Regions from separate parts of the Homo sapiens genome. Here all the other regions are linked to region 5. The links are chromatin loops, found by intact Hi-C in ENCODE. Cell type or tissue: heart left ventricle. All regions are shown on one strand. Region 1 holds the start of SMAD5 (SMAD family member 5). Region 2 has its middle 22 kb from the start of LECT2. Region 3 overlaps SLC25A48 (solute carrier family 25 member 48). Region 4 overlaps LECT2 (leukocyte cell derived chemotaxin 2). Region 5 has its middle 50 kb from the start of SMAD5. Region 6 overlaps SMAD5 (SMAD family member 5). Region 7 holds the start of TRPC7-AS1 (TRPC7 antisense RNA 1).

Region 1 (4,000 bases), 50 kb after region 5:
ATAATGTTTTTGACTGTATAGATATTTAGTGATCCCTCTGATTTTCCATAGTCTTTGAGGTCTAGGTAATTTCTTAGACCTTCGGAAGGCTGCTGGTGTGGTACTAAAATCTCCATTCCTCTCTTCTATGTTATCTCTTCCAACTTTAGACCTAAACTGAGCTCAAATAGCAAGTTGGAGAGGCTGGAGTTGCTGGCTGATTTGATCAGTATGTGGACACATAACTTAGGAAGCAAAACTGTTGGCTATGAGATTACATATGTGATTATGAAAAGGAATCTTGTAATCACAAATTCTTCTGACGTATGTACAGTGACTGCAAAACAGCAAATAATTTGTTTTGGGAAGGATTTTATTGGCTGTTTGAAGTGAGGAGTATCTCTACTATACAAAATATTTAAACCAAATTGTTATGTCCTATAATGTTCAACAAAGCACTCTGCAAACATCAGTTCTGGAAAAAAAAAAAACGTATCCTCCAAGGCAGGATTATATGCACTTCTGGGAGTTGTAAACCCATGCAGGCTCCAGAAATATTTGCCTTCCAAGGGCTGGAAACTTCTGAATTAACAACAAATAATCAGTGAGTGTGACAAAGAGTTAAAGTACACAGACTTTACTTTCTCAAAGTTTATGATGTAGTAAAGAAGTTTAAGATGGAGACCTGAAATTGCAAACTGGTGGCCAGTAGGCTAAATCGGGACCATGGATTTGTTTTGTTTGGCTTGCATGTAGTTGGCCTCCAGAATGTCTAACAGAGTGAGAGGAAGGGAGCGGGGTGGGGGGCGGGCAGGAGACAGGCAAAGAGAGAGAAAAATAGAAAGAAGTTGCTAAACAGATATAATTGAGATTTTCACATAAAAATCTAAATTTCCAGCTTTGCTTGAAAAATCAGAATATCTGCCAACACTGGGTCCTTATTCCCACATTTCCCTATGGTAACAGTTGGCTGGAATGAAATAGCAGTGACCCCTTTGGTCTCTGGAACTAGACACTCACTCTCTGGTCTCTTCCCCCACTTCCCCTTCACTCCTTTACTAGCCCTCTGTCACCATTTCAGATGGCCACCCCTAATGCAGAGACTTCTGGACATTTATTTAGTTTCTTCTCCACAGAAATAAACTTCTAGAGCCTGGAGCAAAATAGTGGCTGCGCCATTTGTGTGTCAGATGAGATGACCCTGGCTCGGGCCATGGAGGTGGCAATTGAGGTGTGAGAAATGGTCAGATTTAGGATAAATTTTGAAGAAAGAGTCAGTAGAATTTCTGATGGATTGGATTAGGGTGTCAAAGAGCATTCCAAAATGACCCCGATTTTGATTTTTACTTATTTTAAAAAGAAAACCTATAATAGAACATTGGAGAGCCAGTATTGACCTTTTCAAATAAAAACAAAATTATTCAAAAGCTTTTTCTTACTAGTACTATTCAAATCGGGTACCCTATGTGGTACCAATATTATATTCTAGGAAATACTGACGGTTTTGGAAATTTGGAGGAAAAAGCATCGAGAAGAGCTCCAATTACTTAGAAAAGAGAGTCCAGGAGATGGGGTGGTGTATATAAGCCTATGGATGGTGTCTCTGCAACTCAGTGGCCCCGCCTGTCCAGGGGCTGGGTCCCCACGGGATCTCCCTCCCCACAAGGAGGTGGAGAGGCTATGTGTCTTGAACAACTGGGGTTGCGATCCAGTGTATGGGCAGTCCCACTCCTGGAACTCCAGGGTGGGCACTCGCTCCATTTCCACAGGCCCTCAAGGGTTCCAGGATTGCCCCGTGGGAGGGGTTTTAGTGCTGCATCTAGTAAGAAGCTGTAAGATGCTCAGAAACATGTTTTGAAGCTACTTTGCACAGAAAGAAGACTCTTCATTCAGATTTGTATTACAGATCAATAAAAGTAGCTAAGTCGTATCTGAAGATGTTTTTGTTTACACTTTGTATGTGACAGAAAACCTCCAGTTGTCTGTGTCAAGGACAATTACTTAATTTTATTACAATGTATACTGATTTGGTTAGTGGAAGCTTCTAGCGCCTACTGTGGTGGTGGTGGGAGCTATCTGATTCCCATTCCCAGGCCTGGCCATCGACGCGAAGGCCTCCAGCTGATCGGAAGTCGGCGTTGGCCGGCGCGGAGCCCGGCGCGGAGGCTTCTTTCAGCCGCCCGGGCAAGACACCCCTCCCTCGGTCCCGCAGCGGTCACTCCGCCTCTGGCGCGCATGCGCCGACCCCAGCGGGCGTCCTCCCGGGCTCCCTCTCCCTCCCTCCCTCATCCGGGTCCTGGGCGAGCGGGCGCCGTGCGCGTGTCCCGCGGCCGAGCTGCTAATAAAGTTGCAGCGAGGAGAAGCGCAGCGACGGCGTCGGGAGAGCGCGCCTAGCCGGCTCGCGAGTGAGTGAGGGTCCCCGGCGCGCGCGGGCGAGGGGAACTGGGGGCTGCAGGCTCTGCCCCGGCGGACTCGGGCCGAGGCGGGGGCGTTCGGCCGCGGACGGAGCGGAAACGACCCAGGGCCTGTCGGGCGGGAGGTAGGCCGAGTCCTGGCCTGCCGGGGTCCCGGCTGGCGGACACGGTGCGGCCCAGCGGCTGCGGAGGCCTCGCTGGCTGCCCGGGGCGTCCTGAGGCGGGGCCGGGGCTGGCCCTCGTCCCAGCCCCGCTGTTACCGCCCAGACTTTGGAGGGAGGCGTCTGGGACGCCCTGGAGGGGACCCCCTGACCCCGCGCTGTCCTGGGGAGCGGTTTGCTTTCCTAACTCATCGGATGTACCACCCTGGATACACACCCTTGATAGGACTGCGGTGCTCGGCCGGGCAGCCTGGGCTGCTGCACTGCGAAGCTGTCCAATGGCTTGATGAATCCGTGCCGCCGTCGCTTTGTGTTTCAAAGATAAGGATCCGCGCTTATCGGTGGGAATTACACTCTGGGCAGTTGTGACCGGCTACTGCAATCAGCTGGTAGTTAGACCTGGTTTCTGCCACTTGCCATGTCAGTTTTCACCACTGCAAGGATTTCTTCTACTTCATGTAAACTTCTCTGTGCTGCAAAGAGAATGCCAAAGCAGCGTCTTTTTGCCTTCACCATATTCAGCCGCTGGCCGGGTCCTATACTTCAATATCAGGGCTCAAATTAATATTCCAGTCTCTTCCCCTCCCCTTTTCCCCTCTCCTCCTTTCAGCTGCTGTTACTACGTGGAGTTTGGAGCCTAAGCTTTGAAAACTCCCATGTGGCGCGCCCGTCTTAAGTCTGAGCATGCTCAGTAGCCAAAACAGATTTTTGGTTGCAGAACTCGGGCGAGGATACTTGGGGTATTTGGACGTTTGCCGGCTTCCCAACAGAATGTTCCGGTTCTGGTGGTGATGGCATTGGAGAATGGGGCTTAGGCAAGCCTGTAGGTGAGGAATGGCTGAACACCCTGAGCCAGATGTTTATCTTGATTGTAAAGACAATGTTTCCTGACCAGCTGGAGCTTTGGGGGGGGGGGGGGGGTGTTGCGGGGGGAGGGAGCAATTTTGGTTGCTTGTGCATTTAAATGGGTGTGGCGCTAAGTATATCTTGTTTACCTTATCTTTCTGTGGAAAAGTTTTGATGTCTAGGTTTGTCACATCATGCCTGTTGCCTAGCACTACCAAAAGGGTTGTTATCTAGCAGCAAAGATTGAATAGGTGGAGGTCGTGGCTTGGCCTCACAGAAGTTGAGAGGAAAGGGTACTTGGGTTGCGTTTTTGAAAATTCGTATTTAAAACTAGAGTACTTGAATTTCCTTAGAGTACCTGAATTGCCCAGAGTGAATTAGTTTTTAATTTTAATTTGAAAGACAAAAGATTGAAAACCTTAGTCCCAGTAGGTTTAGTAACATTCCAAATAGCTTACAATTTCTGCTAGATGCCAATGCAGTAGTATCCATTGTGGGGAAAACAGTACCTACATTCAGTGTGACAGTTTCACATTTATGGATCCAAATATCATTATGAAATTAGTGTTCCAAATTTAAGGAGCTATTTGCAGATGTATA
Region 2 (4,000 bases), 110 kb before region 5:
TAGGAGCCTGCCGCTGTGAGTGCCTTCATGGGATTTCAAAAAAAATTTCCTGTTCTTGGTTTAATTTATGAAAGCTTTATATACCTAATTACAATCTCATTGAAAGCTTTTTCCATATGGCCTGTTTAATTTAAAGTTTTGATGAGGAGTTACAGGAAAAATAAGACGTAATGAAAGGATTGAGCCAGGGAAACATCCCTAATTCCCACATTCATTAGCATGTTTTGCATTTTGTGAGCACTCTGCATGTGTCTTTATTTTCCCAGGGCCAAACCATACAGAAACAGAAGGGCTACCAGAGAAAAGCGAAGAGTGGGTGGTATGCTGGAGCAAGCAGAGAGACTCCCACCAAGGGAGAGAAACTCAGGTTAGCGAGATCTCCACATTTTCAATAACGAATAACAAAGCCTGTTCCAATGGATCATTTAAGAGCCATGTTAGCTGAAAGAGATTTTTTTACCCATGGTTTTTGAAACACCAATCACCTATTAAATGGCTGAGTGCTTTTGTTGCTCAATATCAAATATTTTGGAATATTTTTTCATTGTCAAAAGTTGCAGTTTGTTCCTTTCTTCCCAAAAGTTTGTTGTTTAAAAAAATAAAAAACTTTGCCTCGCCAAAGGCAGAAGGATTGCATGTAAATCTTCCATTTAGCAGTTCAGGGGACTTCATTCCTCAGTGTGCTTCTTTTAAAGAGAACAAAGCACCTTTTCGCTTCTGCACTTACTGCTTCATTTGTTCTTGCTCTTTGCTTGTGCTAAAACTGAAGCTCAGACAAGTTAAGTGATGACTGTTTGACCTTGACTCCAGGAGGCTGTCATCTATATCCATTCTCCCTTCCCAGGGGCGGTCTCTTTGGGATCACTTCTAATACCCACTCTCTGGGAATCACGGGAGCTCCGGGGCTGAATACGTGTAACAGAGATTTTTCCATTGTATGTTTCACATTCACCTAAAGCACAGAATGCCTGAAAGCAAAGACAGTGCTCTCCTTTGTGAGACACTTCAAATGGGAGAGTCAGAGGACCTAACGATTGAGCCTCACCTGAGGAGGTGATGTGTAAATGCGAGGGAGTGGTTTGGGACACAGGTGAAGAAAGAATGAAAATCAAGAAACAATTTAAAGTGGAGACGAGGTACGTTGGGGAGCTCATGTAGAATAGCCCCAGTCTCCCGAGATGAGGTAAGTAGAAGGTGTGAGGATGGCGAGGAAATGAATGTGAGTTTGAGTTAAACACGTTTGGGCTGGTCACTGCAGCTGATGTATGGCAACTGGTCAAAAGAATTGCCACACAGCCTGGCTTCCCAGCGCCCTCTCCTCTAGTGTTTGGCTGCCCAGGAGCCACAGCACAAGGAGGTAGCAAGGTCGCTAAAGCACATGTTCAGCAAGCTTGACCATGAGTTCTAGACTAGAAAAGAGGCAAATAAATAAATAAAAGGCAAGAAAGAAGCCAACTGACAACAAGGGAGAAGTTTTAGAGGCTAAAGCCATAAATGAGGTAAGCCATGGCAGGAGGGCTCTGAATACCCACTTTCTTTCCTGAAACACCTTCCTGTACCAATCATCACCATACGTCCTTATGAGTTTTGACTACCCCGAACACGCTCTTCTCTTCCTTCCCTTCTACTTAAATGCCCTTCCCATCCTTTAAGTTTCAACTCAAGTCCTACTCACTCCATGAGGTTCTCCTACTTGTTTTTAGATTTTCTGCACTCCTTCTCTGAACTCCTTCAGAACATTTTTCTAGGACACTTAAATTATTTCAGAATTATAGTCTTATGTTGTATCCTTTGTATAGATCTCATTTACCTGTGAGAATGCAACCTCTCTAAGGATAAGAACTGGGCTTCCCTAACATGGTCAAACGCTACTTTAACCCAAACATGCTTAACTTTTTTAAGTGTTGGTTAGTTATCCAGTAAATAAATGACATTACTACCATAAACTTATTTTGAGACTATTTGGTGAACTTTGTCAGATTTTTGATGTTTGAGAATTTGCAATATGCGTCCCAGTCACCCATGAAATGTTTAAAATATCTGTCAAATAATTCTTATTTCCAATATTATCTCTATAAACCATTTGCCCCTAATAAAATATTCATGGGAGCAGGGATCCCAAGCATTCATTTGCACAGTTATTAAACTATGACAGAATCAAAAGAACCAAGATTTTCTTCAGATGTTTTACATTTTCTTGGATTAAAAAATTGAATAAATTTGTATTATCTTTTAATACGGTGACCAGCATCTTGCAATAAATAAATACTATGTGTTAGGTTATGATGAAGAAAAATTAGTGTATTGTACAGAGGGAATTTCTTCATGGACCATAATGGCCGCCAAGAGGTCAACTCTGCCTCTAAGGAGCTGGTGGCCTTTCTCCCTCCGTTTCCCTGTGCGATGATGCAAGGGAGGACTTGCAGCTTCACAGTGCAGAGCAGTTGGAGCCCTGAGCCGTCCCGTTGCACCGCCGCTCTGTGGCCTTCCGCTAGTGGGCGCCGCTGAGCGGACTTCGGCGCTTCTGCCTCAGCACTCCAGAGCCCCACAGCCTGCGTCAATTTCCAATCCTGACTGACGCATGTGGGGCTGAAATGGCCAGGATTGTGAAAGTCGGTGGAATAATTCGATTCCATCAGCTATTCTAAAGGTCTGCCCTGGCCCTCTGGTTTTGAGTCATGCCCACACTAGAAGTTTGCAGTTTTGCCACCATGGCCTGTTGCCATTGAAACAAAGTTCATCCTTGGTGGAAAATGCTGATCTTCATAGAGCACTGCTGTCTTTTTTATTAGGATGGTTAATCCCTTCCTACATGTTCAGGGCGGGTACGGGCCTCCCTGGGCTTCTGGACTAATTTTCACACGCAAAAGCTTAGAGATGACTTGGGTGGTAGAAGTTCAGAGCGGGGAGAAAGCTTAGGAATCGTTCTAGTCAAATCCTCTTCTTTTACAGAAGAAAGTCCAGTCCAGAAAGAAGGGATTGGTCCCGTAGCCATCCAGCCCCTCAGTGACTTAGGCAGGGTTGAAACTCGTAGATAACTGACAGGCAGAGGTAGCACCAAAAAGGGACCCTCAACCAGAGGTTCCCAGCACCTTTCATTACCTTAACTGTGCTCTGGGAGCCTTCAGTGCTGTGGATGGGGTGTGGATTGCAGCCTGCCTTAGTCTGCTTTTGTGTAAGCCTTTATTGGCTGCTCAGTATGGGTCAAGCAGTGGACGAAGCTCTCATAGCATGTATGTCTCACTTAATCCGAGGCCGTGCCATCTGGTGCTACAGAGACAGGATCTGGAGCCAGCAGACCTGGACTCAAGTCCCAGCTCCACTTCTCAAGAGCCACAAGGATTTGGGCAAGTAACATCCCCTTCCCACACCTCCCTTTCCTCTGCTGAAATTGGAGACCATAGTAGAATCTCCCATTGGGTGAGATAAAGCATATAAACCACTTAGCACAGAACCTGCCTGATAGGAAGTACCTCAGGAATGTTAGCTTTTGTTTTTTTTATCAGTCTTACGCACTAGTTGTCTTCATGTTGATATTCATAGGAGCCAGCTAAATGTTCTATTTCACATCTATTATGTAAATGTACTATTAAAAGTGTATGCAGCTATAGATGTGTTAGTAACTGCATCGTAATCACCTCTATACAAATAATGTTTTTGTGAGATGAATGCATAAACCAAAATATTTTACAAATTATTTGTAAAAAAAAAAGTCTATGATATTCTTCAAAAACAGATTATTTTCTCGTGATGACTCTCTTTGCCTCCAAATTTTAAAGTGTGGGCCAGGCGCAGTGGCTCACACCTGTAATCCCAGCATTTTGGGACGCTGAGGTGGGTGGATCACTTGAGGCCAGGAGTTCGAGACCAGCCTGGCCAACATGGTGAAACCTCATCTCTATTAAAAATACAAAAATTATCTGGGTGTGGTGGCGGGTACCTGTAATCCCAGCTACTCTGGAGGCTGAGGCAGGAGAATTGTTTGAACCCAGGGAGTGGA
Region 3 (4,000 bases), 200 kb before region 5:
CTCACTGGCCTGTGCCCCCCTTCAGAGCCAGGGCTGAGTCTTCCCAATCCTTAGATTCAGCATAGCAGCAAGAATGAACAGGGTTTAGAATAAAGGAAGCATAAATTAATGGGCAAAAATGCAAGCATGACCATGTTAATTGAGAATTGTTTGTAATAATGAAAATTCAGAAAGTTTCTAAATGCCTATCAATAGAAGAGGGGGTTGAACAAACAGCCACTAAAAAGAATGAGATAGATCTCACATATATTGTCATGGAAATATGTCAGCAACATTGTAAGTGCAGAAATGGAGGGGCAGAATAACATATATGATGTTATTCATTTTCATTTTAAAATATATATCGTATATGGGTAATTATATGGGCATTGAAAAACCCTTGAAGGATACACACCAAATTTAATAGTGGCTATTTCTGGGATGTGGGATTGGGAGAAGGCTTTCAGTTCCGAATTTGATGTTGGTGATTTCTTTGTACATCACTATAATGATGGTGATTTGATGATGGTGATTATTGTAATGTTTTAATTTTTTTACAGCACACATATATTGTTTTTATAATTTCTTAAAATAAAAGCACACCTTATTGCAGAGCTAGGGCTCCCTGCTGGATACTTGTTTTCCAGGCTGCGGGCTGGCTCTTCCTCGCTGCCCAGCCTCAGCCCAGCTCTGAGTAACAGCCCCTGCCACACCCCCTCCCCCCGCCCTCCTCCATGCTGGGCAGACAATGCCTCAGCACATCTTCTGCACCTTCACTCCCACTCAGGAGCACCTGGGCTGCAATGAATGAAACTCGGCTTTATTGAAGAAACTCAGCTCCAGCCCAAACAAATCTCATGAGGTAGCCAGATCTGGGAGGGGTCAGCCAGCAATGGATCTGCTTCCTCTTAGATTTTTCTGGAGAGGGCAATCTTGTGGAATAGTTGGGCCAACAGCTTGTGAGTCTTCCTCCATCAACACATTATGGTTCTATTTAACCAAATATATATATATATATATATATATATATATATATATATATATATATATAAAATATATATATGTGTGTGTGTGTGTGTGTGTGTGTGAGAGAGAGAGAGAGAGAGAGAGAGAGAGTGTGTGTGTGTGTGTGTAGTCTGACTGTGGCCAGTGCTGTTACAGGCATTGGGTGACAATGGCAGGGACCCTGCCCTCAGGGAGCTTAGTATCAGGCATTAATTTCTGTTGTCATGGTCAGGAAAGTCTTTAAACAAATGGAATCCTATTTTTAAGAAGGATGAAAACAAAACAGAATTCCAAGCCAAGCACCAGTTTTGGTGTCTGTGCCTTGGAGTTGGGGGGCTTCAGGGTTGGCCAATTTGCCTTACCAGGAAAGATGAAAAGAAGAACAAAAATCATTACCATACAGCAGCAGTCCTCAACAGCAGCCCCTTTCACTCCTGAAAATTATTAAGGACCTCGAAGAACAACTGCTTATATATTTACCAACAATTACTGGAAATTCAAACAGAATTTCAAAAATATTTATCCATTTAGGTATAATAATAAACCCATGACATTTTAACATAAATAACATTCTATGAAAATAACGATTCTTTCTAAACCAATATAATTAACGAGAAGACTTGCGTTTTCCGTTTTTGCGGCGAAGTCTGGCTTAAACAGAGGGCAATTGTGTTCCTCTGTCTGCTTTTGCTTTTAGTCTATGGGTTATCACTTGCATTATAGCCTTTGGGAAACTCCACCGTATGCTTGTGAGAACATAAGATTGAAAAGAGCAGATAACATCTTAGTGTTCTATGAAAGTGGTTTTGACCTCGTGGGTCCTCTTTGAGAACTGCTGCCCTACAGGGGAAAAAATACATATGTGTGTGTGTGTGTGTGTACATATACACACACACACATATATATGTGTGTATATACATATCCCTCGCCCAAAGGCTGATACCCTGCAGAACCACCACTTGGTGGCAGTAGAGGTCAACTAAACCCTCCGCAGGAATCCGCGTCTGGGAGTGCACGATCTTGGCCCTGTGGTGAGAACACCTGGGCCCCGTGACACTTCTTTTCCTGTTTCCTGGGTCTCACCATCTCCCTTGGCGTTGCCCTTTTCCTTCTCTGTGGTGGCAAGAACTTCACATTAGGGAGGCCTTCCCCTTGGGTTCCAGTTTCACGCAGGCCATCAGCCACCTGTGCTCTTGCAGGCAGCAGTGCCCCCTGTGCTCTTGCAGGCAGCAGTGCCCCCTGAGCCATCTGTAAAATGGCCACACTGGTCTCCCTTACCTACTTTGCACAGCTTCCACAAGAATCAAGTGCAAAAGTGTTTTTGTAAACTGTAAAGTGCAAAACATAGGGGTTAGAGGAAGGGGTGGCCTGGTGTGATTTTTCTGGTTTCTGTTCTTTGCCTGCCTTCTTCTCTGAGTCTGGGTTGTTTGCTGTTTCCAGGAGGTGAACACAGGATGACTACAGTGTTCCCTGGGCCTCATCTCTGCATGTGAAGCCCTGAGAGCTGCAGATGTTTGGCCTTTGGACCTCCAAGTGGACATCAATTAGCAAGCGTGGGCTAGGATGGTGCAGACACTGACGTGGCCCTTCTGATGCCTGGGATGCCTCATGAGTCACTGATTCAAGCCCTCCAAGGTTCTGATCCCCAATGCCCACTCTGCTAGGCTGGCATCAAAGAGCTTTCCAAGAAATGTTTGGTCCAGCTGAGAAGTCCTGACCATGAGCACCAGGGAGCCAGAAACCACCCAGAGAAACGTTGCTTCACTCCTCTGTCTGAGGATGGGGAGGGGCCAGTGAGCTCTGGGCTCAGCCACTCCCTCCAGTCTCAAGTAACACGTCCCCGTGCCTCCAGTCTCCTCTCAGCACCGACCAGGTTTTTCCCCGCTCCTGCACCCGTGGATCCTGAGGACAGCGGTAGCGCCTTCCTCACCGCACGCTGAGTCCAGTGCGTGCTCCTCACTGTGCACTTATTAGTGTCTGTTGAGTGATTAAATCACATCCTCAGGTCTGCAGCAAATAAATGAAAGTTTCTTTATTTTTTATTAACTAAATTGAGATTTTTTTCAAGCTGATGACAGAAAAAAATAATTTTGCCATTTCAGGGTAAAACTTCGAAATTCCAAGTTAAATGCCCAGTTCAAGATTTTTTCCTTCTCCACCTTCCCCTGGGGTTGACTTTAGATCTGGGAGGTTTGGGATTTAGGGAGAGGCTTCAGGGTCCTGGGAGGTGCTCTGTCCTACCCTGGTGTTCTTCCTGGCTAGTCCTGGGCATGGCTTTCCCTCCAGGGTGGCTTCTGTATAAGCATCTTCAGTCCCATTTGGTCCCTGTCCCGTGGTCCGAGCCTGACATATGTGCCCATCCCAAGGCCTCTCCAGCCTTACCATCCTCCAAGACACATCAGTGCCCCTCTCTGCCCTGTGTGAAAATCTTTGGTTTCTCCGTTGAAACTATTCAGGGGGCTGCATCAAGCCCAGCTTCCTAGGGCCAGTGGGTGGTCCTCCCTATACCACACCTTAGGTGTGGTGGCAAGAGGCATTCTCTTTTCGTGTCATCTCCCAGGCCATTCAGGGGATACAGCTCATGTGCCCTTCACTCTTGGTTTTCTACCCTCCCCAGGAGTTCTGCCCTCTACCCCGAGGCTCTGCTGGGGGCCAGGCAGAGAGCTCTTCTCCAGGGAACTCAATAGTGTCTGCCATCATCCTCTCCTCTCGGACTTCTCTTCCATAGTCCAAGGAGTTACTTTCTATCCCAGGGCTAGGAAGGTTACCACTGGAAACTCTAAAGCCAAGAATTAACTTCTGTATCAATAACCTCTATACCAATAAGTGCAGAAAATACATCAGACACAGTCCAATCTCATTCATGATAAAAGTGCTCAACAGACTGAGAATAAAAGGGAATTTTCTCAGCCTGATACTGAGCATTTATGAAAAGTCCACAGCTCACATCATATTAATATTTAATCGTGAATGACTGGATCCTTTCCCACTAAAATCAGGAACAAAACAAGAATGT
Region 4 (4,000 bases), 140 kb before region 5:
GTAAGGCTTCTCATATCTACCTATGTGTTCCTCCCTCTCAGAGCAGTATTGCTACATTAGTAATTACTCCATAAATGCTAGTGGAGCTGATTTTACTGGTTAAAAAAAATAAAACCAATTTCTTGAGGACGGGGATGGTACTACAATTACAGATAATACAATTTATACTTTAAGATTTCAGGAGGATACAGAAGCATCATATAATACAGGACTTAAAACCTGATTAGGGGCCAGGTGTGGTGGCTCACGCCTGTAATTCCAGCACTTTGGGAGGCCGAGGCAGGTGGATCACAAGGTCAGGAGTTTGAGACCAGCCTGGCCAATATGGTGAAACCCCGTTCTACTAAAAATACAAAAATTAGCGTGGGTTGGTGGTGGTCGCCTGTAGTTCCAGCTACTTGGGAGGCTGAGGCAGGAGAATTGCTTGAACCCAGGAGACGGAGGTTGCAGTGAGCCGGGATCATGCCACTGCATTCCAGCCTGGGCAACAGAGCAAGACTCCATCTCATAACAAAACAAAACAAAACAAAATGAAACAAAACCTGATTAGGATAACAGGACAAACAAAAGAAATAGCTTAACAGAGATGGAGTTGGGGATCAGAGCAGTGGTGGACATTCTGAAGGGATAAGCCTCTGGTCTCACCTGGGATCACTCTACCATGATATATTCTAGGAGGAGTTGGGAGTATACATACCCGAATGGTTAGGTGATAGAATGCCAGTGGAGTTTGCACTGAGGATAATGAAGCAAAACAGAGGGACTAGAGAAGGGAGGTTGGGGGTGAGTTTCTCCCCATTGTCGACTAGTATGGAGAGATGATGAGTACCATTGGCCTCTTCTACATAGAATAAGAAGGTGCTGCTCTAAATTGTGCTTTTTAGTGGCCCAGTAGTTGAACCTAGTGAACTAAGCACTATAATGAATCTTAGAGCAAAACTCAGAGTAAATCTAAGTTCATGAACTCATGTAAATTACCTTGATTGGCCTGACTTACTGGGTAAGTAAATGGAAGAGTAAAACATTCCTACAACAGCCAAAAATAAGACAAGAACTTATAGAGTATTTTAAATGTTTTATCTAATGAAAATGTCTCTACTTTGGAAGTCTATGAAAAGTACTGTTTACTTAAAACTAGTGGATTCTAGATAAAGGATTTGACATTAAGTGGGTTTCAAACTTTAGTCTTTGGAGAATATTTTAGTTCTGTAAGCAAACTTTTTCATGTTAAAAGTGTTTACATTTGTTAGATGATTCTGGAGAAGTTTGGATAATTTTGTGGGCAAAAATTTGGTAAATGGAGAGAATGGGGGAAAGGTCTTACTGTAGGTTGTGCTGAAGAAACACAAAAATAGGATGCTCATATTTTTTGTTTTTCCTTCCTTGTGATCCTTGCTGGCCTCATTTGTATTGTACCAAATATGGGAGAGGTGAGTCAGGAAGCAAGCCTATTTTTCATGGGTATTATTATTAATAACATGTCACAGAGGCAACAGGTATGTGATTACTGTAATATGCCACTGAGTGTGATAAATGTCAAATGGATGCAAGGATTCTTCCTTTTGTAGCCTGGCCTCTTAAATTGGCCACTTACCTCCTTCTTTTTCTTCTATTAAATTTATCTCTTGCAGATAATTCAAAACATTTTCAAAGTAAATATTGGTTTTATTCACATTATTAATGTGTAGCTATCAAACCTGACAGAATAATATCACAATTTTTGAAGTGTATATTATCATCATGGTTACTAATGAAAAGTAAGTTTCTCCATACTGTTACCCCTTTGCCATTCAAACCTTTGTAACATTTTTATGCTTAAGTCAAACGTTTTGACATCCAAACCTAAAAGACAAGGGGGAAAATAACACGGATTTGTTGTTGCACTAGAGGGCGCTGTATTCCAGTTCTTCCTGAGAAATAAGTCCTTTGGTCCAAAGTTTGCATTTCCATTGAGCAGATGTGAGAAGGCTGAGGGGAAGGCAATGTCCCTGCTCTACCTTGAGGAATTTCTCCATTCCAGGTCATGAGTCTGGTTTTTAAAACAATATCCATATCCACCTGTGTTTTGCCTCCTAAATAATCAGAAGGATGATTATTTGGAAAACTAAGCTTATATTTTATTGTGCAAATATTTCAGAGTTTCTTTTAAAATTGCCTTTAAGAGCTGATGTGCTATTTCCTTTTTGTGTGTCCTCAGTGGTGTACAGCATTTATTTTTTGAAAGCCAAATTTCTGGAAACAACCTAAAGTTATTTGGTACCAAGGAGATGCATATTCAAATCAGACAGTGCTAGATATAGTTTGCCATTGAAAGTAATAGCAAAAACCGTGATTACTTTTGCACCAACCTAATAGATATAAGAAGGTGCTAAATGTGTGACATAGATTCTCAATTACCTGAGAGTCATCATGATAACTCTTTCTTCCTGGCCACCCACTGCAAGTCCTGTTGCTTCTGTGACATGTTATTCATAATAATAAATACCCATGAAATCACCTCCCAACTGCAAAACTACAGCACTGATAGTAACTTATATCTTTCTGTGTGGTTCTCTCTATCTAGTTATGAGTTAACTAGAGTTCATTATTTTCTTGCTCGCCTTCGTATATGATTTTGTTATATAAAAAGGAAATTGTATTTTAACTGTTTTAATGTTATAAAAAGAATTATCATCCATTATGTAATCTTCTGGACTTTTTAAAACTTAAAATTATATTGCCATGATTCATTCAGGTCATTATGTTTAGCTGAAGTTCATTTATTGTGACTGCTGTTGACTATTACATTCTATAACTTTGAGATTATTTATTGGATTTCACTGTTGATGGGCATTTAGGTCACTGAAGGTTTTGCTATGAAAAATAGTGATATCATGAACATTCTCATACATATGCCCTGATACACAAATGCAGCCATTTCTCTAACAATAAACTTCAGTTAATTATGTTTTCCTCTAACAATCTACACATAAGAATATAATCATTCTGCTGGCATTTTCTGCATTCCGAACAAATTTAAGCAGAAATTCATGAAGTTTCCAGAATGATTAGTTCAATGTATTCATTTCTTACCAACTGGCTAAACTCTAAGGAGCCAGAATTATTTCTGGTCCTTTGGACATTTGTATGGTCTTGTTTCCTCATAGTACCTGTTGTCAATATAACTAAGACAGAATAACATAGATATAATACAATGATGTGTAGAAATAAGTAGCTGTAATATGCATATGGCTAGATGAAGTTGACAGGCCCAATTCCATGAGACACTTCAGATAAAGGTAGGCCTCATTCTCACTCTAGTCCTTCCTGTAGTGCAGCCTCACTGTTTTCTTGGGATATGTTTTCTTGGACTGCCATCATTCATAATCATGTGGGTGAGTGGATGGAAATACCAGCAAATCCTTTATTATCCATGAAAGCAGCTCTCTCTCCAACCAATATGATAAACCTAAGGATATTGCTGAGAGTCTACTACCTAAACTCAACTTATTCATTGAATATGTATTAAATGTATACTAAATCTAGCATTATAAACCACTCACTGTTCTTGTACCATAGAAACACTTTCAGGCTTTTTCTTATTTTCAAGCAGAAAGGTTGCTAGTTTTAGAGGTGTCAAAAATGCAGCCTGGCCCAGCGTAAGTTCTCTTGTTTATTTATCTTAGATCTTCGGGACTGAGAAATCTAAAAAATAAAACCACTCAGATTCCATAGGTGACAGATCAAAGAGCCCGAAGCAACCAGTTCACATGAACATCAGAGTGACAATGAGTTAAAATCAAAATGTTTTCTTTCTTGCATTTATCATGTTTCTATTTAAACTCAAATTTCCTTTTTTTAATTAAAAAATTTTTGTGGGTACATAGGTGTATTTGTTTATGAGGTACGTGAGATGTTTTGATACAGGCATGCAATGTGTAATAATCATGTCATGGAAAATGGGGTATCCATCCCTTCATGCATTTTTCCTTTGTGAACACAAATTTCTTGAAGAGAAGGG
Region 5 (4,000 bases):
TCTGCGCCAGGCGTCCTGCTAACGTGTCCTGGAGGGACTCTCAGTTCCTCCCGCCCGCATCCTGCGCGGGAACCGTGGAAGGGGGCAAAATCCACCCACTGGAGGGGAGGCAGGAGGGTGCGGGGGGGCGTGTGGGCCGTCTACCTAGGTCCAGCAGCCAGGCTGCTGAGGAGTACCCCCGCCAAAGGCTTTTCGGGGTTCTCTCCAGCAGACGGGGGCAGCCTAAGGCCTCCATAAAATCTCCCCGAAGCAGCCTATGAACTTGCCAAAGGCAGGGGTTCTGTGGTTTCATTTCTTGCCAGGTCCTGGGCTGGACCCTGGAGACGGAGTTCATCATCAGCAAATCCTCTTTGGGTGGGGAGTTGAATGAATTAATGAGTGATTAGCAGGGCACTAGGGCCCAGGAGTAAGCCCAGAATTGAGATCACAGGCTGAAGATTTAAAAGCTTCATAGCTCAAGAGAAACGCTCTGTTAAGGCTGAAGGAGAATAAATCATTCCTCTTTTTCCCCAACCCATCCCCTTGTCTACACTACTTTTCTTTTGAAAGATTCAGGAGCTGGATGGAGAAAATTGCTAACAAAGAAAATGGGACCTTCAGAATATTAATAATGTCCCTGTTTGTTGAGCACACACACACCATGTGCCACGCTCTGGGTTAAACATTTACCTCATTTCATGGCCGGAACAACTCTGAGATCCATAATGTTGCCCCCATTTTGCAAATGAATAAACTGAGAATCAGTGGTGGTAAGTAACTGAAATGTTAGGAATTAACAAAAAGTGACATATTCAGGAACAGAACCAAAGTTTGAACTCTCAAGAAAGAGTTGCCTGTAGTGTATGTCTGTCTGCCTGTCTTGCTTAAAAGTATCTCAAACAACTGGTAAGCTGCACTAGACAGGGATCTTCCATTCTGTTCTTTGCTGTCTCCCTATATCCTCCTCAGTTCCTAGCCTGGTCCACAGTAGACACTCAATAAACATTTAAGTGAGTGAGTGACTGGGGATAGTAGGACCCCATTATACTAGAAACTGCGCTGTCCCAACCTGGGTTTGAATCCAGCTTCCCCTCTTCCTAGCTGTGTAGCTTTAAACTTTTTAATTGTTTTTCATATTCATTTTGTATTAAACAAAAACCACGAGTACAGTAAAAATTAAAACAATAAAGGTAGTGAAAGCCCACCACCCTTGACCTAACTGCAGCTTCCAATCCAGATCTCTCCCCAGAGGTAACCACTGTTTTTTAAAATTTTGCTGTGTCTCCTTCTAGTCCTCTTTCTATTATATAAAGATAATTAAAAATATATAGCTTTATTTGGGTTATGGCTGTGTTTTGATATGAAGGACTGCACTGTACACATTGTTCTGCACCTGCTTTGTGGGAAATTCCACAGCATGCCTGGGAGGTCCCTCATTATTTATAATGGCTCCCCAAGAGTGCATGAAGCATGATTTGTTTTGCCATCCCCTGTTAGGGCTAGACATTGAAGGTTTTTTTGTTTGTTTGTTTTTTTCCATGAGTTTACCAATAGCGCTCCAATGAACACCTTTGCACACGCCTTTTTGTGAACATGGGCAATTTCATGAATGTGAGGATAAACTCTCAGAAGTGGAATTGCTGGGCTGAATAGCATATATGTTCATTGTAATTGCCAAGTTGTCATCCAAAAATGGGGCTATTGATAACATACCCCTGATGGAGGGAGGTATGGGAAGTTATGCTGAAATAACACATTTTATTCAGGCTAGGTACCTAGTAGTCTCGGTAAACAATTACAAAAATAACTGCCAATGACCATTTCCCCGCTAGCCATTTCCAGCTGCTGATCTGATCCAGCCCTGGCTTCGTTGCCTGGAGCCTGGATTTAGTAATGAAAACTGGCCAGCAGAAAGGACCCAGCGGGTGCGTTCCAGGTGCTCCCCCTGGTGGGGAAATGTCCCTGGACAGTAAGGAAATCCCCTGTCTTTGTACACTCTAAATCAAATCACATCCCCTCCCAGCTCAGCACCTTGAAAGACCTCCTCTCTTATAATCCAATCCAGACAGGGTTTACTGGATGATCAGGTGCCCACCTAACTTTCTGGCAGTACCTGGTGCCCCTCTCCTCTTTCTTTGCTCTGCTGCAACCACCTTGCCTTCTCTGGTTTCTCAGGCATGCCCTTTCCATCCTGTTCACTCTTTCTCAGAGATTCCCCACCCTCCAATCTCATTCTTTAACACTCAATTCTTATGCCACCACCTCAGAGAACTCTTTGTTGAACACTCTGTCTAAAGGGCCAGGCCACCTCTCTCCTCTCCACACACTCTCCTTACTCTTTGTTGCATCACCCTACGTCTTTCCACCATTAACAAGACATTAACCCAGACATTGCCAAATGTGGTAGAGACAAGTGTCACGAAGACAGAGACCATATCTGTCTTACGTATGCTATTTGTCTCCCAGTGCCTGCCACAGCACCTGGCAGTAGAAAGTGCTCAACATTTGTTACGTGAATGGATGAATTAATTAATAAATGATACCAACAAGCTGGAGTAGAATTGAAATTGAAGGCTAGCAGCAGGTGAGGCAGGACATACCTCCTGGGGTTTTTGTTTCCTGCCCTTCATATGCCCTTTCGTGATCAATATAATAATTTTTTCCTGGGGTAGCCTTTAGTCAGAGGCATTATCCTGAGTGCCCTGGAATAGTGAAAAGAAGATAGAGGAGCTTTCCACAACTTTACTTCCATAATCTTCACCAAACTCTGCAAGGTAGAACCTTTTATTTGCTGGATGAGTAAACTGAGGCTCAAAGGTAAAGTAGCATGTCCAGCTAGTGTTGGGCTCAAAGAATGGGAGTACCTGGTGAGGGGAAGGTTAGAAAACAGTCTCTTCCTCTAGTCCAAAAGGACATATAGTCTGAAAGGAAGTTCAATCTCATGCTTGTGCAATGGTGGTACTTCTCAGTGGAGAAATGTATACTGGCTAAAATTCAGTGGCAGGCTCATCTATTCAGCATACCTTTAAAGATCATCTACTTTGTGCCAAGCCCTTCAGGGTTGATTAAGGGGGTAATTTCAGCCTTCAAAAGCCTTACAACCAGGACATGTAACAGATCATTGTTCTGTAGGATGTCAAGTGATATATTTGGAGTATGTACAGGCAAGGCTATCACATATGGCCAAATTGTGCATAACTCAAATCTGGGTGTTGCCCTTCAGAATGACTGTGATGTCAATGGTACTCTCCAGAGTTATGCAGTGTACAACCTGAGCAAGCATACGTGGCTACCAGTGGGAATGGGATAAGTCATCTGGATTTAGGTGCACAATCTGACAAGTGAGAAGAGAATAGAAAAGAGATCTCAGAGGAGCATCAGTATGTAGCGTTCTGTGAGAGAAGAAAAAGCTTAGAACCAAGGCATTAGAGAAGTCAACAGAACAGGGACCAAGATGGAGGTGAGGCCAGCAGTGCCAGAGGCTGCACACAGTCAATCTCCCAAATGACTGTGGCAACAAGGAGTATGTTGTTCACCTTGGCAGGAGTGGTGAGACTGAGAGTCAGCTTTTTGATGGCTGAGTAATGAATGGGACATGGGACACAGTGTGCATGTTCAAATCTTTCTGGAAGTTGGGCTGTGAAAGGAGAGAGGGAGCAAGGGTTGTAAGGATATTCAGGACTAGGGAGAGCTTTGTCTTGTTGTAGGTTTTTCAGATGGGAGCCTGGAGCATGTCTAAACATTGTTGAGAAGAAGCAGTGGCAAAAAAAAAAAAAGTTGAAAATACATTAGAGAATGTTTTCACTAGCATAATTCATATAGGAAGGTTGCAGAAGAAGTGGGATTCATAGTAGGCAAGGATTCCAAATGATAGCTAGTCAGGATTCCAGAAGGCTTCATGGAGGTGGCATGCCTTAGTCCTGGGCAAAAGGGGCCCCTGCCCTAAGCCTAATGCTTTAAAGAGCCCTCCCTGGAAACCTCTCCACAGTGTGATAAGGAACTGTGAAGGAACCAAGGGAAA
Region 6 (4,000 bases), 91 kb after region 5:
GGAAATAATTAGGCTTGAGAGTGGGATTGTCATAATGAGATTAGTTCCCTTATAAGAAGAGGAAAAGAAACAGATCTTTCTCTAAGAGCATGCACTGAGGAGGGGCCATATGAGCACACAGTGAGAAAGCAGCTGTCTGCAAGCCAGGAAGCAGGTCCTCACTAGTTACCAAATCTTCTGGCACCTTGATCTTGGACTTCCCAGCCCCCAGACCTGTGAGAAATAAATTTCTGTTGTTTAAGCCACTCAGCCTTACGGTATTTTATAGCCTGAGCAAGCTACGACTATTGCCGATCCTGGTATTTCTATAACTTTTTAAATTGTCATATTCAAGCTGATTTCTAGTGCTTGTTTTCGGATATAGATTCACAGCTAGGAAGGACAGTGAGACTTGTGAAATATCTGAAAATTTTCTTTTTCATGTAATACTTGGGTTGGGTTAAAAGATAAACACATGGACAATCTGAGTTTCTGATATGTATTAAACTCTTTCTGTGTCTGGTTTGTTCACAGATGTTCAGCCTGTTGCCTATGAAGAGCCTAAACATTGGTGTTCAATAGTCTACTATGAATTAAACAATCGTGTTGGAGAAGCTTTTCATGCATCTTCTACTAGTGTGTTAGTAGATGGATTCACAGATCCTTCAAATAACAAAAGTAGATTCTGCTTGGGTTTGTTGTCAAATGTTAATCGTAATTCGACAATTGAAAACACTAGGCGACATATTGGAAAAGGTAATCTTGTCATTTTCCTACATTTAATCGAATTCAATCATTTGTTGTACTTGCCATGAACCATGCATTGTGAAAGGTGCTAGAAACATACAAAGAAGTTTGACACGTGGCCTCTGCCTTAAGTTGCCGATATTGAAGAATGTATTAATCAAATAAAGACATGATGTTCCCTCATTTTTTTGTCCTGCTTAGTGTTTCTTCCCAGTGCTAAGGATCTGAAATCATACTACCACTTTGTTTTTTGAGTGTTACCCTGACTGGAACATAAGCTGTACAGGAACTTGCTTTGTTCACAGCAGTATCCCCAGTAGCTAGAAGAGTGCCTCATTGTAAATACACAACACATATTTATGGAATATTGTGTATGAATGCTGGTGAAGGATTAGAATTTTATAATTAAGGTATTTGTGGAGTATTTTGGGTTGAGATGACTTGTAAGTGTTACCATGATGTGAGAGGAGCGGAATTAGAAATGGGAAATCTAGTGTGAATGATACTCCAGTGGCTTCACCACCACTGCTCCCATCTTTTAAATTTAGGCAATAAGGTTTTATTAATAATTCATCCTGCAGATAGTTGCCATAACAAACCGGGCCCTTTTCATACTGCAATAAAATGTCAAAGTCTCATGCATCAAGTGATCAGGAAGGAAACCCATCCCAGGTAAAGTGTATTGCCTGTTTCTTGAGAAGTTTTGTTTTTACCCCTTGCTGCATTTTGCTTCTTTAACTTGAGGGCATCTTGGTCCAAAATAGGAATAAAAGGTAAATAAATATAATTGTGATAGGATTTCTTATAGAAGTGATTCAAAAAAATCCTGCGGCCAAAAATAAGTTACGAAACAAAGTTTTCATTGTCTTGAGTTTACTGCCAACTTGCCTTAGTTTTTTCAGTGAAGTGCCTCACTTCTAGGCATTGATTTTTTTTTTCTTCCATCACAGTAGAAGTAATTTAAGGGAAATCTATTTTGTGAATTTTGAAATTCTAGAATCAGTTTTTTCTTTTTCCCCAGCATATAGTTCTAGGACCTTTTCTTTCATGGGTTAGTTTTGGGGTGGTGGAGGGATATGTTGGGAAAATACTAGGTGACTAGCTTTAGTTATATAATTTGAATATTTAATGTTAAAACTATTTCCACATATTTATATATTTTTAAAATTTTTATTTTTTTTGCCCTCACATCTTGCAAAGGAACATATATATTTTTAAATATAAAAAAATTTTAAGTAAGATAAATCTGCCATTTCAAAGCTCTTCTTATGACCTGAAATTATATATGTAACTTTGGTTTTTTTTTAGTGTTGCTGTCCTCTTTGTTAGCACAAAGAGTGCAAAAGTCTGTCAAATGACTGTTTATGATAGTTGATAGCACTGAGGATTTATTTGAAAGGACTCATCAAAAGATGATTTGGGGTTTTTTTTTTTTAGCCCTCTCTTTCTCTCATAGAGATGATAAATGATTGTTGGGAAAGGAAAAAGAGAACAACCTAAAAATGGATAACTTAATCTGCTGCCTATTTGAGGCTTCTCTTGTAGATGCAGGCAGACATTAACCTCTTGATTATCTTTGGCAGCAGAAGGCCATCTAGTGGTAACTTCTGTCTAAAGACTGCTGGAAGTTTGCTGTGGATTAATGGGTACTTTTGTTGCACCATACAGTCTATTTGGTTTCATTGTAATGATTCTTTTAGCTGACTCTTGTGATGTTTGTCTTTTTAAGGTGTTCATCTGTACTATGTTGGTGGAGAGGTGTATGCGGAATGCCTCAGTGACAGCAGCATATTTGTACAGAGTAGGAACTGCAACTTTCATCATGGCTTTCATCCCACCACTGTCTGTAAGATTCCCAGCAGCTGCAGCCTCAAAATTTTTAACAATCAGGAGTTTGCTCAGCTTCTGGCTCAATCTGTCAACCATGGGTTTGAGGCAGTATATGAGCTCACCAAAATGTGTACCATTCGGATGAGTTTTGTCAAGGTGAGTTGTGACCTCTAACATAATTTGAGTCACTATAAATGTGTATATTATGACTTTAGGTTATAATTTTTAAAAATTGTTAAATGAAAGTTGATAATTGCTTTTGGCCTGATTTAACAGGTTTTTAAATAAAATTATTGAATTTGTAATTTTAACTACATAATAGATCTAAGATTTCATTTTGTAATCTAGACATTATAAAATGCATGATTGATATTGATTTTGATATTGAATAGGGGCTGAGATTATAAGGAATTTTAGTTAAAAGACTAAATTTCTAGAAAGCATTTGTATTAGTCCATTTTCATGCTGCTAATAGACATACTCAAGACTGGGTAATTTATGAAGAAAAAGAGGTTTAATGAACTCACAGTTCCACGTGGCTGGGGAAGCCTCACAATCATGGCGGAAGGTGAAGGAGGAGCAAAGTCATATCTTACATGGCGGCAGGCAAGAGAGAATGAGAGCCAAATGAAAGGGGAAACCCCTTATAAAACTATCGGATCTTATGAGACTTTATTCACTACTGTGAGAACAGTATGGGGGAAACTGCCCCCATGATTCAGTTATCTCCCACTGGGTCCTTTCCACAACATGTGGGAATTATGGGAGCTACAATTTAAGATGAGATTTGGGTGAGGACACAGCCAAATCATATCAGCATTTAATATTAAAATTGCTATTTGAGTCTCTTAACTTCAACAGTTTTGATTATTATTACTAGATTTCATTAGGGTGACTTGGCAGAATTCTTTAGAATACTAAAATTATTTCATTCCTAGCTAAGTACTGTTATTAAAAGTAATGGCAGAAGCCACAATTACTTTTCCACCAACCTTAATATTAAGGATTTGCAAAGTTCAAAGGAACTTTTCAAGTTTTTCATCTACTCTCTTCACCTGACTGTATTGACATTCCAAAGATTTGTGCTTAAAATCTGAAAAGAATTTTAGTCATGTATTTAAGCAATCTGTACTGTATCTACATATTTAAGCAATCTGTACTGTATCTACATGGTTCTTAAGAATTTAGCACAAGAAGAGCACCTGTCACACGCTGTGCATGGGTTTTTTTCTTTTTGGTATTCAGCCCCAGTCCAGTGTTTTCATGATACTTTGCTGTAGATCTATTGTATACATCAGTTTACTGGTTACCCTGAAGGTATTTCTGCCTTCTTGTACAGTAATGTGACTTTTGCATATTTATTTTAATCTCCACTCCCCAATGTTCTTCACTCCCCTGACCGCCCTCCCTCCCCAACCCAGTTTTCCTGGGCCAAGACTACCAT
Region 7 (4,000 bases), 130 kb after region 5:
TACATTAGAGTTGTAGACAGAATGATGGCAAGTGTGCAGAGCTGCAGGGGACAGATGGGTGCCTCTGGCGGCATGCACATCTTGAGGAGTGTTAGTGAACTTTCCAGGGAGGACTGGGTCCTTTTTTCTCCCCATCTGCCCTTGGGTCTCTCTCAGGTTCCATTCCTCACCCTGCTGTTTGGCTTCTTCAAGCGCTGCTTCCCCTGCCTGGCTAATTTAGCATGGGCCCAAGAGATGGGGCAAGTGAGGGAGACTGGTAGTGCCTGGAAGATGACTGAGCCCTTTTCCCTGCTTCAGGCTGCTGATCTCTGCCAGCCCTCAGTTCCAGGCCTCTCCAACAGCTCTCCACCAAAAAGGGGCTCTCTTCTGCCCTTCCCCATAGCCATCTGACAGCCATGAATTCATTCCTGGACTACCTTTACCTCCTAGACATGGCATTAAAACCCTAATGGATGGTACTAGTTTTCTTTCCCAGTTTTTAATTACTCAGTGAGACTGGTTTTCCTTTATCTCTATAAGGAGTAGATCTGAGACTTAGGTTTGATAGGAAAAGTGTGCCCCATGGTTTGAAAATGGGGTTGCTAACTGCCTTTGGCTGAAGGCAGATAGAGAAATTGAAGAATGCATCTCAGAAGTATTGATTAGCATTCTGATAAAGATAAATGAGGGATCTGAAAGGCAGTCTTCCAGAAGTGTTAGCAATTTGTCCCCTGGATGAATCAATTGCTCTTCCTACAAAGCACTTAAGCCTCCCTTTTCAGAGTCTGGGTTTAAAAAGGGAGCCACACTGGATGCATGTGGCTCTGTCCCTAGCACTTGGCAAGGGGCTTAGTACATAGCTGCTGAGTAAAGTCATTCCTCATTTGTGGACTTGCCGGGGGCGTGTAGATGAGTGCTTGCAAAAAGCTACAGGTGTTCTCTCCAGAACAATGCACCCATTGCAAAGACAAGCACACAGCCTGAAGGGCACCTTAGGACTTGCAGGCTCTTTGAAATCCATCCATGGTCCTCTATGGATCCTCCTCCTGGGCCAGAGTTTATGTCTGTCAAGTGCCCCTGCATATGCAGTATGCCCAGTACCTGTCAAATGCCTGTTTCTGTCTTGCTTGAATACTAGGTGGTGGTGCAGATTGGGTTGGGAAGGCCCAGGCATGGAGCCATGTCTCATCTTCTGCTGCCTATCTTGGCGGCCAGGAGCCCAACAAATGTTGACTTTTTCTTTTTTTCAGCAGTTGGGAAGATGTGGCAAAACAGGACTTATATTCCTTATGGCAACGATGGGCTGAGCTGAGTGTCTGCAGCCTGCTTTAGGCAGGGCACGGCTGTGCAGTCTGTCATCGTCCCTCGTCACTCCCATCAATGCTGGCACCAACCTCACTTCTATTTATCGCCTCATCTGATCGGCTGTTTCTTATAGCAGAGTTAAGTAAAAAAAATGTTTGCCCCTGAAGACAAAGACGTATGTCTTGAAACACAAGCTCCCTCTTTCTACATATACATACATATATACATTTACACATACACACATGCATATATATATATATATATAATTATTATATATTTATCTTCCCCCCTCTAGAACGTCTGCAAGGCATGTGAATTTGTAACCATCACCCTCCTCACAGGGTTGCTGTGAGGATCCGGTGGACTGATGCATGCAAAGCCCCGAGCACAGTGCCTGGTACACGGCAAAAGCTGAATACTTCTGGCCAGCCCTAGGAATATTTCCTTGGGAGCAGAGGGCTCTTCTGGAAGCTTCTGGAAGATGAATGGCATCTTCGCACACCTGCTCCGAACAGGCATTGTTTGGGACTCAGCGCCCTCTGGTGGCTGCTCTCCCCACTCACACTTAGCCTCTTCCTTGGTTGGGGGGACACTTTGAGGCCTCATTCCTGCCCCTCCCCTTCCTTTCACATGGAGGAAAGTTCTAGAATGGGGTGGGAGAAAACTTTCCACTTGTTCTGCATTTCCTTTACCTCCTTCCTGACCTTAGGTCTGGGCACAGGAGGAGGGGCTTGGAGGTGGAGGCTGGAGCTTCTGGGGGTCCTGGCTGCATGACTCTAAGGAGGGTGGTGCCTTCGTCCCCACCCAACCCCCACCGCATCGGCCCATTCTCCTCCCGAAGCATCCCTGGGCCACAGGTTCCCAAGGCCACCTCCAGACTGGGCCCGCGAGTGGGGCGGCCCTGGTAGCGTATCCACAGAAGTTATTATGAGGTAATTTTATTTCTTTCCATTTTAGGTAAAAATAGTAAATACAAGATAATCTTAATAAAGGTAAAAATACATCATTTGGATTTTGTTGTTGTTTTCTAAACAGTGCTACCTACAGTACAGTTTTCAATTTAGGATTTTTAAACTTTTTTTTTATATAAACAAATAGAACTATTTTGCTATTAGGCTGTGTTCTCATCTGGCACTTAAGAATAGATCACAGGTCACCTCCTGGTTCTGTTTGGATGTGTTGGGGGTGGCAGGGAGGGAGTGAGAAGGAGTTTGTGGGTTGAGGTGTTTGTCTTCCCAGGACACAGCCAGAGCTGCAGTCCCACCTGCAGTGGGAGGGCACAGGTGTGCACCCAAGATGGCCTTTTCCTGCTCTGGCCACAGGGATGGGTTTCACTGTGGCTGGACCAAAGGTCTCACACTCGTCAGGGGGCTGTTCCTCCCCTCCTCCCATGGTAGCTTTTCTTACCCAACCACCTAGATTCACAGCAGTTCTGGGTCTAGGCAGGCCAGCGGGCTGGAGATGTCAGTCATGCTGCAAGAGACTGAGCCAGGAGATCCCCTTCGTGTCCTAGAGGAGTGGGCTGGGGACCCCTCCCCACCAAGGATGGGGGCGAGGGCATCCAACCTGGCCTTGGAATGCTGGTAGAAGTCACAGACGCCGATGTGGGCTGCTAAATGTCTTTGCCCTTGTTCACCCTCAGGTGGTCTTTGTTTAAGTTCTTTCCAAACTTCTCGCTGAGTTGTTGAATCAGGTCTGCCAGCTCACCAGTAGCTTGAGATTTTTCCTCAAGAAGCTCATAGCGCAGGCTGGAGATATCTTGCTTGATTTCCTTCAGCTCGCCTGCAAGGACAGAGGAGATTTTGCTGAGTCTGAGTAGGTGGAAGCTCGGGGCTTGTCCCATGCACATGTGGGCATGTGCATCCTTCCAGTGGAATGTCGGGTCCTGGGCCAGCCCACCAGGGTTGAAGGTGAGGCAAGGGGGGCTCTATTTGAACCCAGAACCACCCAGCTCCCCCACCACTGAAGGACACATCGATCCATAGAAAGCCCTTCTCCTCCCATTCCAGGAAAACCTTTCCCTTAGGGGTTTGAAGGAGGAGTCAAGATCAGGGCTGTGAATTGTGTCTAGCACTTGTTTCATAAAATACTTGTTAGAAAGTTTGTTTCAGAGTCACTAAAGGCAGATTTCAAGACTCTGGAAAACAACCCCATTAACCAGAGCATTGCTTTTGATGATGCTATGTTTTGTTCTGTCATTGTTATTTGTAGGGAGGAGAAACTCCCAGGAGCCTGGAGAGAATGGCTCGGCACAGCAGATGCAGCCGTGGTGGCCATGGAGCTGACCAGCCTCTTGGGAGTGAGCTGGCCACCTGAGCACGGTCCACTCAGCCCACACAAGCAGCAGCACCACCTCGCTGACAGGAGCTTCGTCAATGCCTGCCGCCTCCTCCTTCCATAACGAGGGACCACCTAGCAGGGACTTTCACTTTTATTTCCACAGAGAACCTTGTGGTTAGAAGTCCAATGGGTCTAGGCTGTGGGAATCTTCTTATTAACCACAAACAGATGTCAAAAGGATCTTTCCTAATACTGTAGATACTGCACTTGGCTCGTGTGGGAGTCCACTGTCTGTGGAAACATTACTCGTCTATTTTTCAGGTATGGTCTATACACATAAAAGGCAGAGATCTTAAAGGTACAGTTTGATCCATTTTGACAAATGGATACACCCCCTGTTTTTATCAGATGCTTCACTGAGCCCCCGTTTCATGGT

Evidence for each region. A loop is a pair of places that touch in the nucleus more often than their neighbours do. Peaks named below come from ENCODE experiments on the same cell type or tissue, not always from the same donor. Only the 100,000 strongest peaks of a DNase experiment are listed, where the experiment ranks them.
Region 1: it touches region 5 in a loop (2.5-fold over the local background); 43 of 110 quality-filtered maps call a loop at or near these places.
Region 2: a loop joins it to region 5, with 2.2 times the contacts of the local background. A loop is called at or near these places in 14 of 110 quality-filtered maps.
Region 3: it touches region 5 in a loop (4-fold over the local background); 50 of 110 quality-filtered maps call a loop at or near these places.
Region 4: a loop joins it to region 5, with 13 times the contacts of the local background. A loop is called at or near these places in 73 of 110 quality-filtered maps.
Region 6: it touches region 5 in a loop (7-fold over the local background); 48 of 110 quality-filtered maps call a loop at or near these places.
Region 7: it touches region 5 in a loop (4-fold over the local background); 7 of 110 quality-filtered maps call a loop at or near these places.

What each region holds. Positions count from the first base shown.
Region 1 is chr5:136,130,579-136,134,578 of GRCh38, forward strand. SMAD5 (SMAD family member 5) reads left to right here and starts at 2,267. Exons shown (of 8, transcript NM_005903.7): 1 at 2,267-2,384. SMAD5-AS1 (SMAD5 antisense RNA 1) reads right to left here. Exons shown (of 2, transcript NR_026763.1): 1 at 2,772-4,000. RefSeq lists enhancers at 1,531-1,590, 1,621-1,670 and a silencer at 1,981-2,620. In heart left ventricle, no CTCF peak of the experiment used is centred here; DNase peaks (open chromatin) are centred at 2,233, 2,673 and 3,253; H3K4me3 peaks cover 2,513 bases; H3K27ac peaks cover 1,907 bases.
Region 2 is chr5:135,975,106-135,979,105 of GRCh38, forward strand. No RefSeq gene overlaps it. Among named protein-coding and RNA genes, the nearest start is that of LECT2, 22 kb to the left of the region's middle. RefSeq lists an enhancer at 181-682. In heart left ventricle, a CTCF peak has its summit at 2,495; a DNase peak (open chromatin) is centred at 2,496; H3K27ac peaks cover 295 bases.
Region 3 is chr5:135,885,608-135,889,607 of GRCh38, forward strand. SLC25A48 (solute carrier family 25 member 48) reads left to right here. Exons shown (of 8, transcript NM_001349336.2): 8 at 2,425-3,030. Among named protein-coding and RNA genes, the nearest start is that of IL9, 8.2 kb to the right of the region's middle. In heart left ventricle, CTCF peaks have their summits at 1,937 (motif pointing right) and 2,142; a DNase peak (open chromatin) is centred at 1,984; H3K27me3 peaks cover 1,651 bases.
Region 4 is chr5:135,943,271-135,947,270 of GRCh38, forward strand. It overlaps LECT2 (leukocyte cell derived chemotaxin 2), which reads right to left. Exons shown (of 4, transcript NM_002302.3): 4 at 3,634-4,000. Among named protein-coding and RNA genes, the nearest start is that of LECT2, 9.7 kb to the right of the region's middle. In heart left ventricle, a CTCF peak has its summit at 1,864 (motif pointing right); no DNase peak of the experiment used is centred here.
Region 5 is chr5:136,080,712-136,084,711 of GRCh38, forward strand. No RefSeq gene overlaps it. Among named protein-coding and RNA genes, the nearest start is that of SMAD5, 50 kb to the right of the region's middle. In heart left ventricle, a CTCF peak has its summit at 1,937 (motif pointing left); no DNase peak of the experiment used is centred here; H3K4me3 peaks cover 529 bases; H3K27ac peaks cover 1,079 bases.
Region 6 is chr5:136,171,921-136,175,920 of GRCh38, forward strand. It overlaps SMAD5 (SMAD family member 5), which reads left to right. Exons shown (of 8, transcript NM_005903.7): 6 at 514-735; 7 at 2,456-2,712. Among named protein-coding and RNA genes, the nearest start is that of SMIM32, 19 kb to the right of the region's middle. In heart left ventricle, a CTCF peak has its summit at 2,333 (motif pointing left); no DNase peak of the experiment used is centred here.
Region 7 is chr5:136,210,539-136,214,538 of GRCh38, forward strand. It overlaps TRPC7 (transient receptor potential cation channel subfamily C member 7), which reads right to left. Exons shown (of 12, transcript NM_020389.3): 12 at 2,207-3,066. The coding sequence ends at 2,897. TRPC7-AS1 (TRPC7 antisense RNA 1) reads left to right here and starts at 3,510. Exons shown (of 2, transcript NR_046708.1): 1 at 3,510-3,885. In heart left ventricle, CTCF peaks have their summits at 1,833 (motif pointing left) and 2,065; a DNase peak (open chromatin) is centred at 1,813; H3K27me3 peaks cover 2,688 bases.